Linked DNA regions of Homo sapiens: region 2 is linked to region 1. Evidence: chromatin contacts called from ENCODE Hi-C or POLR2A ChIA-PET data. All regions are on one chromosome and are shown on one strand. The core of a region is the stretch at or near the end of the contact, and the rest is flanking DNA. Distances in the headings are between cores, read along the strand shown. Region 1 overlaps ELAPOR1 (endosome-lysosome associated apoptosis and autophagy regulator 1). Region 2 has its middle 29 kb from the start of KCNA2.

The links. Hi-C counts contacts between places; a loop is a spot of excess contacts on that map. ChIA-PET counts read pairs that join two places held with the same protein, here RNA polymerase II (POLR2A). Pooled maps may share reads with other maps.
Region 2: a pooled map shows a loop between it and region 1 (3-fold over the local background). The contact joins two enhancer-like sites. A Hi-C loop is called at or near these places in 1 of 50 pooled maps. POLR2A ChIA-PET finds 5 or more read pairs at or near these places in 2 of 52 experiments (activated CD4-positive, alpha-beta T cell and activated CD8-positive, alpha-beta memory T cell).

Annotation. Positions count from the first base shown.
Region 1 is chr1:109,160,477-109,164,840 of GRCh38, forward strand. It overlaps ELAPOR1 (endosome-lysosome associated apoptosis and autophagy regulator 1), which reads left to right. Exons shown (of 22, transcript NM_020775.5): 2 at 1,418-1,538; 3 at 4,023-4,215. Among named protein-coding and RNA genes, the nearest start is that of ELAPOR1, 49 kb to the left of the region's middle. Within about 2 kb of position 1,960, at least 12 of the 41 ENCODE cell types and tissues checked have a DNase peak (open chromatin) inside an H3K27ac peak, as active enhancers do.
Region 2 is chr1:110,633,080-110,637,443 of GRCh38, forward strand. No RefSeq gene overlaps it. Among named protein-coding and RNA genes, the nearest start is that of KCNA2, 29 kb to the left of the region's middle. RefSeq lists an enhancer at 1,654-1,843. Within about 2 kb of position 1,857, at least 14 of the 41 ENCODE cell types and tissues checked have a DNase peak (open chromatin) inside an H3K27ac peak, as active enhancers do.

The DNA.
Region 1 (4,364 bases), core at 710-3,209:
GATTTCATAGATGTTAGATGTGGAAAAAGCGTGCATCTTGGAATAGATGAAATGCAGTGTGTTTACCTATCCCCAAAAATAAAGCTTATTCCTTTTGATCCTGACGCATTATTAGATTAGCAAACTTCAAAACTTGTATTTTTTGTCTTAGCTCCTTGACGTTATACATGTTATGCAATCAGGCTATCACGTGGGTTAAAGGGGGACATTAATTCTATTTTTCTTATGCATACAGTAATACAAAATACCTCTGGGCTTGAATATAGTTTTAGGTAAGTGTAGATTGTAAAATACTTGTCAGAGCCAAAATCATCACTAATTCCATGGTCTGTTGTTTATTACCAGATTTAAAGGAGGAAGAAACGCTTAAGGGCATTTGGCACATCAATTGTGTTTTCTTTGTTCTGAGTGGAACTGTTTGTTGTTGTTGTTTTACTTAATGCTTGATTTGGTTGTTTTGTTGTTATTCCATTTATTTTTAGCTCAGGTAAAACAATTAAACTATGAGTTTCCCATTGCACAGACAAATTAGGGATGAACAGGCTCAAGTGAGAGCACATCACCTGCCTCGGCCAAATATATTTTCATAAAATGCAATTGGGAATTCATAGTCTTTCTGAGTGGAAAGGAGCATAAGAAACACAGGGAAATAGGGCCAGGCGTGGTGGCTCATGCCTGTAATCCCAGCATTTTGGGAGGCCAAGGCAGGTGGATCACAAAGTCAGGAGTTTGAGACCAGCATGGCTAACATGGTGAAACCCCGTCTCTACTAAAAATACAAAAATTAGCCTGGCGTGGTGGCACTCGCCTGTAGTCCCAGCTACTCGGGAGGCTGAGGCAGGAGAATCGCTTGAACCCAGGAGGCGGAGGTTACGGTGAGCCAAGATCATCCCACTGCACTCCAGCCTGGGCGACAGAGCGAGACTCCGTCTCAAAAAAAAAAAAAAAAAAAAAAAAGAAACACAGGGAAATAGAAATACATACCACTTCTGTGAGGAGCCTTTGTAAATTTTTTGTGGACTAAGGCTTCCATTTAGAACATCCTTCCATTTAGAATGTCCTCGTTCATAAATTCTACACTTTGGAATAAGAAAAATTCCACCTATTTCTAGCCTGTTCCTTAGTTACCTTTCCCACGTTCCTCTGCTCCATAAGGACACTACTTAAACATAACAACAAAGAGAGTCACACACAAAAATGATTTCTAGGGACTAGACCATGGCTGGGTGGAAGGGAATGATCCAAATCATTGTAGTTCTTGTACTCGGTTCATAATCATCAGCTCCCTGCCCGGGGTCCCAGGGCCCATTTCTGAGAGGATGAGCATCAGTAGCCATGGTGCTGGGAAGTGGGTGGGAAGCTGTTAATGTTTGATCACTGCTAATGCACATTTCGCCCACTGTTCTCTCCCCTGCAGTCTGAGTACCACTATGAGTACACGGCGTGTGACAGCACGGGTTCCAGGTGGAGGGTCGCCGTGCCGCATACCCCGGGCCTGTGCACCAGCCTGCCTGACCCCATCAAGGGCACCGAGTGCTGTAAGCAGCTATCCTGCTCAGGGCCTCCCTGTCACTCAGCTTTGGTCTCTCCCCCAAGTCTCCTGCCATCCAATCTGGGCCCTTCCTGGCAGAGCAGCTGCATTAAGGAATCAGATCTTTTCCCCAATTAGTCCCCACATCCCAGACCCTTATGAGATTTGGTGCAGAAGTATTTCATGAATGCAAACTGGATATCTGAATTTGCTTTCATTTTTTAAAGGAATTTAAATCCCATCAGTGGATACAGCATAAGCAATGCCAGCTGTGTGCACTCAGATATTCTTTTCTGTTTGCATACATTTTCATTTTTGCCTTGTATGTCTCTCCAATCTACACTCACTCACCAGCCACAATCAGTCATTAGGCAAGATTGAGATTTGCTTTCATTCTTAAAAAGGAAGTCAGAGAGGCTAAGTTTCTGCAGAGACGTCCTTTAAAATGCTCCAGGCATCACTTCAGGAGACAAGAATCTTCTTGACTGTGGGTCTGATTGTGCAATAGGAAAGGCAGTGGCTTGCCGCAGCCCCAGCACCCGCCTCTGTGACTCTGCAGTCACAACTTTTCTACAATTGGCAGCTGTTTCCCCTGCATTATTCTTTTAGGAATGCAAAGGGAATAACAAGAAAAACCAGGCACTAGATTTAAGGAATTATCTGAAGAGTTGGAAAGGAGTTTGAAGATATTTAAATTCTAAAATCAGCTTAGTACAGTGCCTGGTTGAGTAAGTGAGCAAATAAATACTTGTTAAATTAATGACTGGATATTGCTGAGACCTGAGCAGAACTGAGGTGTGACTAGTGGAAACAAATGAGCCATCTTCATTGAACTCTGCTGACTTCAGTGAGTCCCACTATGTGTTAGCACCATGATGTGCACATGCAGTGTGAACTGCAAAGACAAATAAGGCACACTCTCTGCTTTCAGAAGCTTAGGGTGGTGGAAAGTGCAGACATTCATTCATTCACTCATTGTTTCAGAAACATTCATGAAGCTCCCAGTCTGTGCCAGTCACTGAGCCAGCCATCCCCAGAGGAGCGCAGAGCCTAGTGGGTGGCAGACATATATGATATGAGAAAGAATGAGAGTTACGAATATTTAGGGATCAGGCATAGCTGGGAGGGCCACTTGAGCAAAAGTTTAGACGTGGATGAAGAGTGACACATTTGAGGAAGAGCTTGTGGTCCAGGGTAGAGGCAACACAGAGAAGGTGATGGATGGAGTTGAGGTGAAAAAAGATTTGTAGTGGGAGGTCAAGCTGGGAAGTTAGGCTGCAGGGAAATCGTGGAAAACTTTGAATGCCAGGCCAAGAGCATAATTCTAGAACCAAAAGGGAGTGCCTGTTTATTTTTAAAATAAGGAGAATAATAGTACATACGTGTTTTACTTTTTATTTTTTTAAAGACAAGGTCTCACTCTGTTTCCTAGGCTGAAGTACAGAGGTGCAATCATAGCTCTGTAGCCTCGACCTCCTGGGCTCAAGTAATTTTCCCACCTCAGCCTTTTGAGTAGCTAGGATTACAGGCACACGCGACCACTCCCAGCTAATTTAAACATTTTTTTTTTTGGTAGTGACAGGGTCTCACTGTGTTGCCCAGGTTGGCCTCAAACTCCTGGGCTCAAGTGATCCTCCTGCCTTGGTCTCTCAAAGTGTTGGGTTTACAGGTATGAGCCACTGTGCCTGATCACATCTGTTTTAGAAAGGTACCTCTGACCACAGAATGAGCAAAAATAAGAATAGGGAACTAGTTAGGAGGATATTGCAATGATTGAGTTAACAGGTCATGAGAATTCCACCTAGCATGGTGGCAGTACAACCAGAAAGGCAGAGGCCAGAGGCTCAAGGGAGAAATTCAAGGCTGAAGGGCCATGTGTCATTCAGAGGGGTCAGCACAAGAGACCTTGGCATCTTCTTCACCAGAGAGCTCTCAGAATGGTCAGGGCACCTCTCCAAAGGAAACGAGTGCCAGGAACAAGCCCAAAGTCCCACAGCAAGGCAGAGCATCCGTGGCCCTAGATCTATTTTTTTTATAACAGCTTTATTGGTATATAATTTATATGCCATGAAATTCATTCCTTTAAGGATAAAATTCAGTGGTTTTTAGAATATTCACAGCAACCATCATCACTCTCATTTCACATTTTAATCATCCTAAAAAGAAACCTCATATTATTAGCAATCTCTCCCCAGGCCCCTCCCCACAGCCCCTGGCAACCACAAATCTACTTTCTGTCTCTATGGCTTCACCTCTTTTGGCCGTTCCATACAAATAGAATGACACATAGCAAGGAATATCACTGCTGAAAAAAAAATTTTTTTAAGAAAAATAAAATCAAATCACACAGTAAATGCCATGGCCCTAAATCTTAGTGGGCCAAACTCCTAGACCCCAACCCAGCGCTCCTCCCTTCAGCTGCTCGCAGCCCATTCACTTCTGGGGCTGCAGTGACCTCACTGCCCCACCTTGTCTCTGCCCTGTTTTCCAGCCTTCTCCTGCAACGCCGGGGAGTTTCTGGATATGAAGGACCAGTCATGTAAGCCATGCGCTGAGGGCCGCTACTCCCTCGGCACAGGCATTCGGTTTGATGAGTGGGATGAGCTGCCCCATGGCTTTGCCAGCCTCTCAGCCAACATGGAGCTGGATGACAGTGCTGCTGAGTCCACCGGGAACTGTACTTCGTGAGTCTGCACACACCCCCACCCCACCCCCAGCCCACTGGGTAAGGGGCTACAGGGCACACTGGACAGCCTCCTCCGCTGCCCCTCAGGCTGGGCAGGGAGGATGGAGGGAAGAGGAAGCCAGGCTGCCAGGGTGAGGCCTGCAGCTG
Region 2 (4,364 bases), core at 607-3,106, 1.5 Mb after region 1:
AAAGTGCTGGGATTACAGGTGTCAGCCACCTCGCCTGGCCCAGACCTGGGACACTTCTTTGATGGTAGGAGGTGAGAATGGATTGGGATTGGCTTTGGCTGAGAGTACAGAGGCTGGCTGAGGTTAGGGTCCTCAGGCACCTGGAACTGAAAGGTCTTCACTAAGACAGACCGAACTCTGCCCAGATCCTGGTGAAAAGGAAGGACGTGGCAGTACTTCCTCTCCTTGTGGCTATGGGATTTTCCCTATTGGGACCCCTAGACTGGGTAAAGGAGTGAAAAGGCCACCATGTTATTGATGCAGGGTGGGACTGTGCTGGTGAGGGAGCAGGAAGGGGGTTGCTGGAGTTGGAAATCTTGCAAGAAAGTACTTAAAGCAATGCCTAAGGGTTCTGGGCTACTGGACTGGTGGGAGTGCTGACAGCAGGACACTGATAGGCTGGGGAGAGAAGACAGTGCTCAAGGGTGGAAGGTATCAAAAACATGCCAGAGACCATGCATATGGGATTCAGAAGCAAGAAACTTGAAGGCAGAGAGGTGAGAGTGGGATGTTTGAGTTTAAAATTCCCAAGGAGTGCAAGTCCCGTCAAAGTTCAGGATGTGGCCTTGAGTGGGGTCCCCAAGCAGAGTCAGGGTGTAGGAGCCTGGAGAGGAAAAGGTCAAAGGTTTTGGTCCCCAGGATTCTGGATGTCAGGGTGATAACTGAATTTGAGGGGAAGCCTGGGAGCCAGGTGCCAAGGCCTTTGATGGCTGAGGAGGGAATGGGTGGGCAGCTCTGAGAGGGGGTCTTGTCGTGTTCTAGATAATGAAAGATGAGCAGGGGATGCCTCAAAAGGCCACTGGATGTAATCCAGCCCTAGGCCAGCTGGACTTGGGTGACTTGCCTGAGGACAGGCAGCAAAAAAGTGGCTGAGACAAAATAAAAATTAACTTTATGTCTGTAATCACTTACTCTTCCAACCCTTATGGACTGCCGGTCTGTACAGATGTTCTGGTTCACTAAAAGCTTGGTTGACAAGACTTTTTATTCTCCTGAATTTGTAGTACATATTCACCATGTGACCTTGGGAAATGCATGTCATATTCTACCAGCCTCAGTTTCCCCCTCTGAATGCCAAGAGGCTGACCAGAGTGGCAAGTTTTCAGCCTTGTCAGGTGGACCCCAGCGATTCAGTGAAAGAGGCTAAAGGTACCTGGGTGGTGTTGCAGAGCTGGGGGGTGGGAAGATTACAGGGAATCTGCAGGGGATCAGTTCCTGGCCCCACCTTGGTCTCCAGCTGAGCAGCTACCCTTGAATCTGCCAGAATTCTAGACTTCTGCATGAGATTTTGTTTGGAAAGAGGATTCTGCTGCCTAAAACTGTGAAAAATCATGATCTTGCCTAGCCCTGACACTGCGTGAGCCTGTTGCCTTCCTGTACTGGAGGGTGTATCCTTGGCAGTGTGTCCCTTCTGCTTGCCCCAGTCAATTTTAATGCCTAAGCACTTGGCAGGAACATGGGTAGTGCCAGGACCTCTGTAATGCACTTGGCAATGAGCTGATGCTCTTTAGTGGTAGTTGTGACGCCTCTCAGAAATCTGACTTTACTAAAGTGGTATTGATGGGCCAAGGGCTTGGGTGCTCCTCAGTGACCTTGATGATGAATTACATCTGGGATCCAGTGAGTGGAACAGACAGGTTCTTTAGCTGAGGAACAAAGCCCAGGCCTGTTCTTCATCACTTAGCACCAGCTGGGATCCCTTGTTGCCAGGCTGGCAGCTGTGAGGGATCACTTGGCCACCAGGAAGACTTCCCAGCTGGGACTGTTCTGAAGATTTGTGCCAGAGAAACTACATCTGTGAGTCACTGCTCAGGGGAAAACCCAGCTGCTCGGCTCAGCTCCAGCCCCAGTGGCCCCGGGGAAGGACCAGAAGGCAGAGCGAGAATAAAAGATAGGCTGCTTTGCTTTTCTCAGTTTCCATAGCAGGTTACCGTATTTGCAGTTCTTCATTTCATGAGGGAAGTTGAGAGTGGGACTGGAATCAAAAGAGGTACTCAGATGGTGAAGCCCATAGCTGTTGGGTGTGGAGGTTTTGGCTAAGCCACCAGGGATACTTCTCTGACCCTCTGGATCCTTACTTTGACTCATCGCCCTTTTTTTTTTTTTTTTTCTGATCCACAGGTGGCTACAGCCAGGTTCATAGTCTGGCACATGGCATTTTCTGGACAGTGAGAATCAGGAAATGGGGGTGAATCTTAGAGTGGGTCTGATGAATCGTGGGAAAATCTCTCAACATTGAGACAGAGATACTGGAAGGAGCTTGAGATTTGTTTTATAAGAAGAGGGATTCTTGGTGTCATGGCTGTCTTCTCAGAAGGGAAGATCGGTCAGGTGTGGGCCTGAAAACCATGGGTGTTAAAGGGCTGACCCTGGAACAGTCCCTGCAAGGATAGGGGTGGACCATCAGGACAATGATGGGAAAGTGCTGGTGTTTGGGATGTCACTTCCCACAAATTGACAATCACTGCAGAGGCCAAGAAGCCTCCCACTGGGTTTGGGGGGTCAGTATCTCTTCAATTAAACTAAGGCAAATTCTTAGCTGCCAAGGAGGCCAGGTGACTTTGGGTTCTAGTCTCAGATGAGTCCTAGTGGGCTAGAAGCCTGCTTTGCTCTGCTTGACACAGACCAGACATGATGGGTAGGACTTAGTTCCACAGTGGATGTGGGGAGTCCTGTGAGCTGGTGGGAGTGTGTCTGGAGCGTGCCTAGAATCATGGGGCCTGCATGGTAAAGGTCCTGCAACCAAGCCAAAATGGGGATGCTTATGGGGCTGGGGATGTTTAGCCTAGAAAAGGGCATAGGAGGCTAGTGTTTTTTGAATCCCTGTTGCTCTAGATGACAGAACTGAGGCCAATAGATGGAGATAATAGGAAGAAAAATTGTGACTCACCAGAGATAAAGCTAGCTGATATTTTAAGACAGTAAAGTCTAATGGTTAAGATCTTGGACTCTAGAGTAGAGTCACAATGGGCACCACCCTGAATCCTGCTCACAGATGTGGGTCTGCAACCCACTTGGTGTTGGCCTGCTCTGCCCTGGGATTTAAAAAACTTGCATCAGTCATCAGCACAAATTGGGAGATTATGCTTACAAATCTATATGGATAGCCTCTTTTTAAAAATCGGAGGATCTGATCACCCAAGTTCCTACTCTCTCATGTAACAATAAATGGTACGTGGGTGGCAGCTGCCTCTTCTGAATAAAGCAGATGCACTGTGGTTTTTCACAAGTGCTACTTCCTCCACCTTTCTTACATTTGCACAGTTTCGCTGATTCCCAGGTGTCTGCAGGTATTGTAGTTTGCAACCCTTTTCTAGTTAAGAACCCAGGGTTTGTAACCTGGCTTTGCCAATTTTAAGTTATTGTGACCTTAAAGAAAGGAGTCAATTTCTCTAAGCCACAGTTTCCTTATCTGAATATGAGAATAATAATAATACTTACCATGAGTTAAAGAACTCCTGGAAAATGGCTGGCAAGGAGGGAAGCACACCATGAGCGCTCACCAACTCTTAGCTGGTGAAATGCTGTCCAACAGTGGAGGAGGTAGCCTTGGGAGCTCTATCACCAATGCTGGGCCTGCAGAGGGGCTGCATGACCTGGTGGTAGCCAGGACTACAGAGGAGGGACAGCCACCAAGAACTCTGAAATAAGTGGGCCATGCAGCAGTACTCCTTGGGCCCTTCCCAATGACCAAGTCAAAGGTGTTGGTGTAGAGCTTCTCTTGATGCTCATTAAAATCAAATTTGAGGCCAGGTGTGGTAGCTCATGTCTGTAATCCCAGTGCTTTGGGAGACCAAGGCAGGCAGATTGCTTGAGCCCAGGAGTTTGAGACCAGCTTGTGCAACATGGCAAAACCCTGTCTCCACAAAAAAACAAACAAACAAACAAAAAAAAACCCCAAAAAAACAACAACCAAAAAAACCCCAAATTAGCCAGGCATGGTGGTCCATGCCTGTATTCCCAGCTTCTTGGGAGGCTGAGGTGGGAGGATTACCTGAGCCCAGGGAGGTCGAGACTGCAGTGAACCGTGATGGCACTTCTGCACTCCAGTGTGGGCAACACACTGTCTCAAAAATAAGTAAAATATTTTGTGTCTCAAAAATAAGTAAAATAAAATAAAAATAAAATAAAATTAGATTTGATCTGGAAAGAAATTTTGTAGAAAAGAATGTGTCACCTGGAGTAACCTACATCCAGAGTAACCTACATCCACTTGGGAGGCTGCAGTGTGCTCAGAGTGAGTTGGAGTTCCAGCCCTAGCTGATGGTGGGTGGGAGCATTCCCCTGCCCCTTCCTGCTCTGCTGCAGGGCTCCTTGGAGCTCAC